2 separate regions of the Homo sapiens genome follow, and region 1 is linked to region 2. A link is an interaction called in ENCODE POLR2A ChIA-PET data of the cell type or tissue named here. Cell type or tissue: OCI-LY7. All regions are shown on one strand. Links, peaks and the distances in the headings refer to the core of each region. The heading gives the core; the rest is flanking DNA.

Region 1 (5,381 bases), core at 56-5,055, 230 kb after region 2:
GCTGTGTCAAAAAACACAAAATTATTTTTAATTATAGAAGGGATTAAGATATCAATCTCCAATGAGTTTTGATTTACTTTTGATTAATATTTCAGTTACAGAACAATCTGCAAATTTAACTCAAATTTGAAATATTATTATTATTTATTATTATCAAGCAGCTTCCTGAGCCAGAGTAGGCTTGCACAGACTCCCTCAAATGTGAATTTTTTTTTTTTTTTTGAGGTAGAGTCTCGCTCTGTCGCCAGGCTGGAGAGCAGTGGTGTGATCTCGGCTCACTGCAACCTCTGCCTCCTGGGTTCAAGTGATTCTCCTGCCTCAGCCTCCTAAGTAGCTTGGACTACAGGCGCACACCACCACATCCAGTTTTGGTTTTGACTTCATTTATACTTTTTTTTTTTCAGTGATGAGTTCTTGCTATGTTGCCCAGGCTGGTCTTGAACTCCTAATTTTTGTATTTTTAGTAGAGATGGGGTTTCACCATGTTGGCTAGGATGGTCTCTATCTCTTGACCTTGTGATCCGCCTGCCTCGGCCTCCTAAAGTGCCAGGATTACAGGTGTGAGCCACCGCACCTGGCCTCAAATGTGAAATTTAAAATGAAGGTATCTATTAAATTATCAGGCCCCTTGGGCCTGTAATATTCTGAAATAATACATACTACAGTTTTTCTATTTACTTCTTTTGTGAAGAGCACTGACTCAAGATGGGCCAGAAAGAATTTCCTTCTGGAGGGGCAAAGCACACCAAAGAATGATGTCTTATGCTTCATCATTGTTTGTTTTTGGTTTTGTTTTTCCCTAAGTTGCCTCTTGAGATTTATCAGTGTTTTACAGCATCTTGAAGGTATTTGAGTCTCAAAAGTTAGCCCTAGGGCCAGGCGCAGTGGCTCACACCTGTAACCCTAGCACTTTGGGAGGCTGAGGGGGGTGGATCACCTGAGGTTGGGAGTTCAAGACCAGCCTGGCCAACATGGTGAAACCCTGTATCTACTGAAAATACAAAATTAGCCGAGTGTGGTGGCATGCACCTCTTATCCCAGCTACTCGGGTGCCTGAGGCAGGAGAATCACTTGAATCTGGGAGGCAGAGGTTGCAGTGAGCTGAGATTGTGCCACTGCACTCCAGCCTGGGTGACAGAGTGAGACTCTGTCTCAAAAAAAGAAAAAAAAATAGCCCTAGGCTTTTTTTTTTTTTTTTGGATAAAACTCAAATGCTCTTGCCAAATTTGAGGCATTTGATTCCCTATTCAAGAATCCTTCAAAAGTCTTATCATCCTAAACTCGACAATTTATTTCTGATTGTCATAATTGAAGAACAATTTATTTCTGATTGTCAGCATGAAGAAAAGCTACCAAGGATGTGTAGCTTTTCGCTCACATTGTGATTCTTAACATGGTAGTAGGTTAAGCATGTCTTACCCACTCCTAGATCCTCAGGGAAGGGTTCCTCCAGATGAGTTGGTTTAAGCCCCTCTGTTCATGGATGAGGAAACTGAGGCCCAGAGGGGCTGAGAAACTGAGTCTACACAGAAACTCAATGAGATGCATAAAATGAGACCAGAGTGCTCAGCTCCTAGTGAGGCTTTCTTTCTGTTATTCTGTGCTGTTTTTTTTTATTTTTCTATTTTTAACCTCACTGTCATGCAATATGCCCATGTACTGTGCCATTTCTTTAACTCAGAAACTCACTATCAAATTTGATCAAAATTTTCAAACTCTCCATACGTTAAATACCAGTATTTTAAAAAAATTACCGGGGCTCGGTGGCTTATGCCTGTAATCCCAGCACTTTGGGAGGCCAAGGTGGGCTGATCACCTGAAGTCAGGAGTTCCAGACCAAACTGGCCAACATGGCAAAATTCCATTTCTACTAAAAATACAAAAATTAGCTGGGTGTGGTGGTGGGCCCCTGTAATCCCAGCTACTGGGGAGGCTGAGGCAGGAGAATCACTTGAACCTGGGAGGCAGAGGTTGCAGTGAGCCAAGATTGCGCCACTGCACTCCAGCCTAGGTGACAGAGTGAAACTCCATCTGAAAAAAAAAAAAGTCTAAAATATACTTTTGTAAACCTGAAAAATCATGATTTTTTTTTTTTTTGAGACAGGGTCTCACGCTATTGTTCAGACTGGAGTGCAGTGGCATGATCACAGCAGACTGCAGCCTCAACTTCCCAGGCTCCAGTGATCCTCCCACCTCAGTCTCCCAAGTAGCTGGGACTACAGGTGTGCACCACCAGATCTGGCTAATTTTTTTGTATTTTTTTTTTTTTTGTAGAGATGGGGGTCTTGCCTTGTTGCCCAGGCTGGTCTTGAACTCCTGAGCTCAAGTGATCCATCTGCCTTGGCCTCCCAAAGTGCCCGGCCAATCATGATTCTTTAGATAGTCTATGATTTTAAAAGTCCCTCATTGGTCCAGAATAATGGAGGTAAAGAAAATACTTTCCATATCCTGGAGTCTAGGGCATCCTTCTATGAATAAGGAAATGTAGCCTAAAAGAAAAGTAGGACCTATCTTTTTGCATTCCATCTTTATGTGAACAAAGATGTCTCAAACATAGTGATCAGAACTCATTCTTTCTATTCCAACAAGTCATGGGCTTCTGGTGTGTCTGCTAGACAATGCTTAGGGGAAAGTTGGAGCAATTCAAAATTTAAATTCAATTTCCTAGTTGCCAGGATTGTGTTATCTGATTTTATTAAGAAATAACTGATGGAGCAGTATGAAGAGGCGAGAAAGACCCCCAGACCAACCAAAGCCTGCACCCCACTGCATCCCACGCCCCGCGCCTACGTCCCGCCAGCGCTGCCACCATGCCCAAGAGAAAGGCTGAAGGGGATACTAAAAGAGATAAAGCCAAGGTGAAGGACGAACCACAGAGAAGATCCGTGAGGTTGTCTGCTAAGCCTGCTCCTCCAAAGCCAGAGCCCAAGCCTAAAAAGGCCCCTGCAAAAAAGGGAGAGAAGGTACCCAAAGGGAAAAAGGGAAAAGCTGATGCTGGCGAGGAGGGGAATAACCCTGCAGAAAATGGAGTTGCCAAAACAGACCAGGCACAGAAAGCTGAAAGTCCTGGAGATGCCAAGTGAAGTGTCTGCATTTTTGATAACTGTGTACTTCTGGTGACTGTACAGTTTGAAATACTATTTTTTAATCAAGTTTTATAAAAATGCAGAATTTTGTTTTGCTTTTTTTCTTAAAGCTTTGTTGTTAGCACACAGAACACTTCATTGTTTTAGGGGGTGGGGCATATGTCCCTAACAGAATGTCTCTGAAGCTGGATTGATGTGGGGAAAACACCTTTCCCTCCTAGTTTTGAGAGACTTCCTCTTGGCTCCCAGGAGGAGGGATTCCCTGACTTTGACACAGATGGCCCCTTGGCAAAAAAGCCTTGTGTTATAGAAAAACAAATTCGTTTTTGTGTCCTCTTCTCCCTTTCCACCTTTCAGCGTAGGCTTAACTCCCTTAAACCCAGACATCTGTTGGGACCTGACCCCCAATTATTGGTTACCAGTGTATGAGGCAATCTGGACTTTCCAGTGATGCCAGTGAGATGGCACCCCTCAAAAGAGCAGTGGTTCCGTTTCTAGATTGTGGATCTTCAGATAAATTCTGCCATTTGCATTTCACTTCCTGAAAGTCAGGATTGACTCATGAAAAGCTGTTAAACAACATGCTAAATGTGAAATGTCAACCCTCATTCTATACTCTTCCCATTGAGAGCATCGAATGAAGACTTCATTGGGTTTTATAGTGACTTCCTGGGTTTTGGTAATCCATTAAAGAAGGGAGTTTGAAAGTTGTTGTAGGCTGGCCACGGTGGCTCACACCTGTAATCCCAGCACTTTGGAAGGCCGAGGTAGGCAGATCACGAGGTCAGGAGATCGAGACCATCCTGGCTAATATTGTGAAACCCTGTCTCTACTAAAAATACAAAAAATTAGCTGGGCATGGTGGCAGGTGCCTGTAATCCCAGTTACTCGGGAGGATGAGGCAGGGGAATCACTTGAACCTGGGAGGCGGAGGGTTGCAGTGAGCCGAGATCGTGCCACTGCGCCACTGTACTCTAGCCTGGGCGACAGAGCAAGACTCCGTCTCAAAAAAAAAGAAAAAAAAAAAAACAAGAAAGTTGTATACCGGTAACGATTGTCTGCCCATGTCCTGCCTGAAATACCATGATTGTTTATGGAAAGTATCTTTTATAAAGCTGGATACAGTTTGGCTTGGGGAAAAAAAGAGAAATAACTGACTTAACATTATTTAAATAATTCCTTTTCCTTTCAGTTTGACGTTTTGTTTTTAGTGGAAAATAATTGTGTCAGAGAAGTGACTATGTTCTTTGAAACAGGAACTACCTTTCACAATCTTATTAAGAAGAACATGAGGGAAAATTTAAATGTCTAGGCAATATCACAACAATATTTCCTAAGAGACTTGATAATGTCTCCAGGGGCATGGGAATTCAAGTTCCTTGATTCTAGTTATTGTGTTGCAACTGACTCACTCTAAGACTGTAGCTTAATTACTTTTACACAAATCACTATCTCTAATGCATTGTATACAAGTACATAACTCTACCTTACTGGGAATATTATGAGGAAAATTATCTTTTGGTTAAATGTTGGTTTGGGAGTTAAGAAATATCCATGAATACATATTATGTTTCAACTACCTGCAAATCACATAAGCTTGTATTAGTCAATGATTTTTTCCATAGCAGAAAACAGAAAGCAAAATTAAATTGACTTATACAATAAGGGAATCAGCCGGGCATGGTGGCTCATGCCTGTAATCCCAGGACTTTGGGAGGCTGAGGCAGGCAGATCAGTTGAGGTCAGGAGTTCGAGACCAGCCTGGTCAACATGGTGAAACTCTGTCTCTACTAAAAATACACACACACACACACAAATTAGCCGGTCATGGTGGCAGGTGCCTGTAATCCCAGCTGCTTGGGAGGCTGAGGCAGGAGAATTGCTGGAGCTGGGGAGGCAGAGGTTGCAGTGAGCCAAGATCACACCAACTGTACTCCAGCCTGGGTGACAGAGTGAGACTCCATCTCAAAAAAAAAAAAAAAAAAAAAGGAAATTTACAGGGATGAATATTGCTGAAAACTCTGGACGTTACTGGCTTCAGGAAAGTTTTCATCCAACGCCCCAATGATATAAACAAATCCTGAACTCCTGCTTTCCATTTATTGGTTTCATCACCTCAGGGTTAATTTCCAGAAGCTTCAGAGCGTACATGCTTTCAGGTTCAAATCCAGTAGAAAAGAGAGACTTAGCATTATCAATAGCTTAAAAAAATTTTTTTTGAGGCAGAGTCTTGTTGTGTCACCCGAGATGGAGTGCAGTGGTGTGATCATGGCTCACTGCAGCTTCAACCTCCTG
Region 2 (5,381 bases), core at 239-5,238:
TTGATGGTCCAGAATATGAATCCAAGCAGTTGGACTTAAGGCCAATGTATTTTACTTCTGCATTGTGGTATTAATGGTCTTTATTTGATTCCTCACATGTCATAGTATTGAAAGCATTTTAGATAGTGATTAAGAATAGTACAAATTAAGGGCAACAGTGGGGATGGAATTTTGAAATATCTATTGGCAACTTCATGGCTGCCACATTACTTACTTGCTTTCAAAGAACTGTCAGTAAAATCTGTAAAATCTCAGTTCTGCTCATAAGTAATAGTATTTCATTAATTTTTATCTTAAGCTGGACAATTCATATTCCCCTCACCTTTTTTTTTTTTGAGACAGGGTCTCACTCTGTCATCCAGGCTGGAGTGCAGTGGCATGATCTCAGCTCACTGCAACACCTCTGCCTCCCAGGCTCAAGCAATCCTCCGACCTCAGCCTCCCAAGTAGTTGGGACTACAGGCAATATTCTTCCCCTTTTAAATAATATGTCAACATTTCATTTTAAAATAATACTCCTGTGGTTAATATAATTAATTCATTTGATGTGGCTATATATATTTGATATGGATGTCTGATGGAAGATATAAAATAGCTTGTTAAGTGAACACATACTACTTAATATTCTATTTTTAACTTTTTAAACGGTTTTATTCAGGTTGGTTTGACTTCCACAAATGCAGAAGTAAGAGGATTTATAGATCAGAATCTCAGTCCAACAAAAGGTAAGGATTATTGAATAAAATTTTTCTGAATTAAGTTAGTTTTATTGCATTTGTTTTGTAAAATATGCAGCTACATGAATTACTTTATGTATAATAATTTTATGATATTAGCACGTTGTTCCATGCCACATAACTTGTGCTGTATGAAAGTCATTTACCTCTGACAGACGGAGGATTTTTGTGTGTGATTTTTCTCTTTCCTAAGAGATCTCTAAGATCCCTTATCAATGATCTTATTACAATTGAAACTGTTCAGACCACTTTTTTCTTGATTTTCTTGTTTGACAATCCTACTTTCAAATGGTTTAAGTTGTAAGGAAGTACAGTAGAGAAAATACGTATATATGTGTTTTGTATATTTTATATACGTGTGTATGTGTGTATTTCTTTGACTAATATATGTCTTACTGGAAGAATGCTTATATCAGAAATCTGGCCCACTGGCTTGGTGCAGTGGCTCACACCTGTAATCCCAGCACTTTGGGAGGCCGAGGCAGAAGGATCACTTGAGCCCAGGAGTTTGAGACCAGCCTGGGTAACATAGTGAGACTCTGTCTTTACAAAAACTTAGCCGGGCATGGTGATGTGTACCTGTAGTCCCAGCTATTCAGGAGGCCAGTGTAGGAGGATTGCTTGAGCCTGGAAGGTTGAGGCTGCAGTGAGCCATAATCATGCCACTGTACTCCAGCCTGGGTGACAGAATGAGACCTTGTCTCAAAAGAAAAAAAAGTATTCTGACCCACCAGTACAAGAACTTACACAGGAACCAGCAGTATCTTTCAATATGTCTCTTTGAACAATATCTTGTGGTATATAGAGATACATGCTGAAATGTCTACGGATGAAATTATATGATGTCTGGAATTGGCTTCAAAATAATCCACTAGGAGAAGGAGGGTAAAGTGGGTGGTATTATAGATAAAACAATATTGTCTTAAGTTGATTATTTGTTTAAGTTAGGTAATATTTCTGTGGGGTTTCATTATTCCTTTCCTTTCTCTTTTGTGTGTATTTGAAATTTTTCATTATAAACTGTAGGAAAAAGATCTATTACAATACAAATAGCTATGAGAGAAACATCAGCTTCCTTAAAGGGTTTATGTCTAAGGTGGGAGACGTACTCTAGAGCAGAGGTCCCCAATTCCCAGGCTGTGAGCTCATGGCCTGTTAGGAACCAGGCTGCATAGCAGAAGGTGAGCGGCCAGCAAGTGAGCATTAGATTCTCATAGGAGGGCGAACCCTATTGTGAACTGCACATGGGAGGGATCTGGGTTGTGCAGTCCTTTAGAGAATTTAATGCCTGATTATCTGAGGTGGAACAGTTTCATCCTGAAACCATCCATCTCTCTCCACCCCCATCCATGGAAAAATTGTCTTCCACGAAACTGGTCCCTGGTACCAAAAAAGGTTGGGGACCACTGTTCTAGAGAGCAGGCTAGAGACATCTATATTCCAATATAAAAATGTCTAGCTTATTTTATTTATTTTTTTTTTGGTGGCAGAGTCTCACTCTGTTGCCCAGGCTGGAGTGCAGTGGCATGATCTTGGCTCACTGCAACCTCCACTTCCCGGGTTCAAGTGATTCTCCTTCCTCAGCCTCCCAAGTAGATGGGATTACAGGCACATGCCACAATGCCTGGCTACTTTTTGTATTTTTGGTAGAGACAGGGTTTCCACGGTTTCACCTTGTTGGCCAGGTTTAAGCCACCACACCTGGCCTAGCTTAATAATAGTAATAGTCTGTGGGAATGATTCTGAGAGTTAAGGTATGTATTATGAGGCCATTTAAGAGATACTTTAAGCCTCAATGCTCCTCATTTTTTTTCCCACATGACAACATTCATAGAAAATGATAACATTTGTGGGATGCACTAGGGCTAAACAAAAAGGCTGCTTAAGGTCAGGATTAAGCTACCTAAAAGCTTCAGCTGCCCGAGGCCACTCCAGACTGCCGTGAGGGCTGAGGGACTCCATTCTTTTGTATACCCATAGCTTATTCACAACACGTAACTGGGAATCTCTGCTCTAATAAAACGTAGTAATCAGGTCAGGGGAAGGAAGTGGGAACAACAAGCTTGGTAGACATGGAAGACATATTGAGTATTGCAATAATGAGAATAATGGAATGATGCAGCAACCTTGAAAATAAAGAGAGGATAGCAAGTCATAAAGGGGAAAAGTGACATGGAAAAATGCTTTTGGCTGGGCATGGTCGCTCACACCTGTAATCCCAGCACTTTGGGGGGCCAAGGTGGGCGGATCACCTGAGGTAAGGAGTTTGAGACCAGCCTGAGCAACATGGTGAAACCCTGTCTCTACTAAAAGTACAAATATTAGCCAGGTGTGGTGGCAGGTGTCTGTAATCCCAGCTACTGCGGAGGCTGAGGCAAGAGAATCACTTGAACCCAGGAGGCGGAAGCTGCAGTGAGCTGAGATCATGCCATTGCACTCCAGCCTGGGCAACAGAATGAGAGTCTGTCTCCAAAAAAAAAAAAAAAGGAAAGAAAGAAAGAAAAATGCTTCCAAAAGACAGAAGACAAAGAAAGAGAATGGGGGTTTAGGTGAGAAAGATTGTCTTTGATGGTAGAATAGGCATCTGAAGGGTAAGTACTAGTTATAAATGTTAGCCCTGGACAGATGTTAACACCAGTAAAGTTTAGTTACAGAGTAAAACCTCAGTTTGTTTAACTTTATAGAACAAATGGAGAGGAAGACAGAGAATCATTTAAGAGTGGACTAGAGAGATCAGATTTTGAAATAGCTATATGCATGTGTTTGTTTTTGAGACAGGGTTTTGCTATGCCCAGGGTGGTTTTGAACTCCTGGAGTTCAAACCTCTGGAGTAGCTGAGACTACAGGCATGTGTCACTGCACCTGGCTGAAATAATTATATGTTTTAAAAGAAAACTGTTGCTCTTCTTTGAGCTGTTAGCTAGTAACAGCAGAAGGAACTTCACATTAAGTGAACCAACAAGATTTGGAAGAGATTTCTTTTAATTGGTAAAATTCAGTTAATATTTGTTACAGGCCCAAGATGAGAGTTGTATTGGAAGTGAGATGTAGAAAAGTATTTTTCTTAATTGAAATGATGATGTAGCAATGATATTATAGAAACTTTTGAAAAATAGAAAAAAAATTCTGCCTTTCTAATACAACCTTTTCTTTTTTGTAATTTTTCATAATTATTTATATAACTATGTTTTAAAGTTATAAAACTGGTAAGTATTATAGTTGTCTATTTTCCTTTTTTGACTGAATCTAAAAAACACACTTTGCATGTTTTCACATTTATAAATACCTTTCTTAGAGCTTCATACTGTTTCATTGTGCTTATGAGTAATGATTTATTAAACATTTTTTCATTTCCTTATTGTTGGATATTTGTCTTTTTTGTTGGTTATATATGATGCATATATATTTCTATATATGATATAAACCTATGATGTTGGACATCATAATGAATCTTTAATCAGCTAAGTTTTTGTTTCTTTTTATTTATTAAGATAAGTACTCAGAAGTGCAGTTACTGGGTCACTCCCCTGCCTAATTAAACCCTTTTAAGCAACTTCCTATTTAAATTAAAATAAAATCCCAAATCCCTTACCTGCAACACCCTGAAGTTAGGTCCTGAAGTTAGGTTCATTTTTTTCCTACCATTTTTCCTCTGTGTTCTTCACATATGACAATTTTCATTAATCTGTCTTCAAGTTAGCTTATTTTTTTTCAGTTATCACTATTCTATTAATCCTAGCCAGTGATTTTTTTTTTCAGACGTTGCATTTTTCAGTTCGAGAATTTCCATTGGGTTCTTTATGTTTTTTTTTTTTCTACTGAGGAGAGAGGGTGAAAGCACAAATGCAAGAGCATTGACAAAGAAATTGTAGAATGTTAGAGCAGCACTGAACTCAATTGAGGTTAAAGATCTTAAACCCTGCTGGACGCAGTGACTCACACCTGTAATCCCAGCATTTTGAGAGGCTGAGGGGGGTGGAACACCTGAGGTCAGGAGTTTGAGACCAGCCTTACCAACATGGTGAAACCCTGTCTCTACTAAAAAATACAAAAATTAGCTGGGCATGGTGGCGGGCACCTGTAATCCCAGCTGCTTGGGAGGCTGAGGCAGGAGAATCGCTTGAACCAGGGAGGCAGAGGTTGTAGTGAGCCAAGATCACGTCATTGCACTCCAGCCTGGGTGACAGAGCAAGACTCCGTCAAAAAAAAAAAAGATATTAAATCCAGGAGGTCGACTACTTTTGTCCAGCAGCACTGATAAGAAAGATAGCTGGTCTGGGCACAGTAGCTCATGCCTATGATCCCAGCACCCTGGGAGACTGAGGTGGAAGGATTTCCTGAGTCCAGGAATTTGAGGCTGCAGTGAGCTATGATTGCACAATTGCATTCCAGCCTGGGTGACAGAGCATGACCCTGTCTCAAAAAAAAAAAAAAAGAAAAAAAAAAAGACCTGGCGCAGTGGCTCACACCTATAATTCCAGCACTTTGGGAAGTTCGAGCCCCCAGCCTAGGCAGCATGATGAAACCCTGTCTCTACTAAAAATACAGAAATTAGCCAGGTGTGGTGGCGCATGCCTGTAATCCCAGCTACTCGGGTGGCAGAGACACAAGAATCACCTGAACCCGGGAGGTGGAGGTTGCAGT

Evidence for each region. Peaks named below come from ENCODE experiments on the same cell type or tissue, not always from the same donor. Only the 100,000 strongest peaks of a DNase experiment are listed, where the experiment ranks them.
Region 1: POLR2A ChIA-PET joins it to region 2 with 7 read pairs; 3 of 35 experiments call an interaction of 5 or more read pairs at or near these places.

Annotation. Positions count from the first base shown.
Region 1 is chr3:141,862,709-141,868,089 of GRCh38, reverse strand. It overlaps the pseudogene HMGN2P25. Among named protein-coding and RNA genes, the nearest start is that of ATP1B3, 11 kb to the left of the region's middle. In OCI-LY7, for the core only: no CTCF peak of the experiment used is centred there; no DNase peak of the experiment used is centred there.
Region 2 is chr3:142,088,405-142,093,785 of GRCh38, reverse strand. It overlaps TFDP2 (transcription factor Dp-2), which reads left to right. Exons shown (of 13, transcript NM_001178139.2): 3 at 659-725. Among named protein-coding and RNA genes, the nearest start is that of TFDP2, 58 kb to the left of the region's middle. In OCI-LY7, for the core only: no CTCF peak of the experiment used is centred there; no DNase peak of the experiment used is centred there; H3K27ac peaks cover 3,451 bases.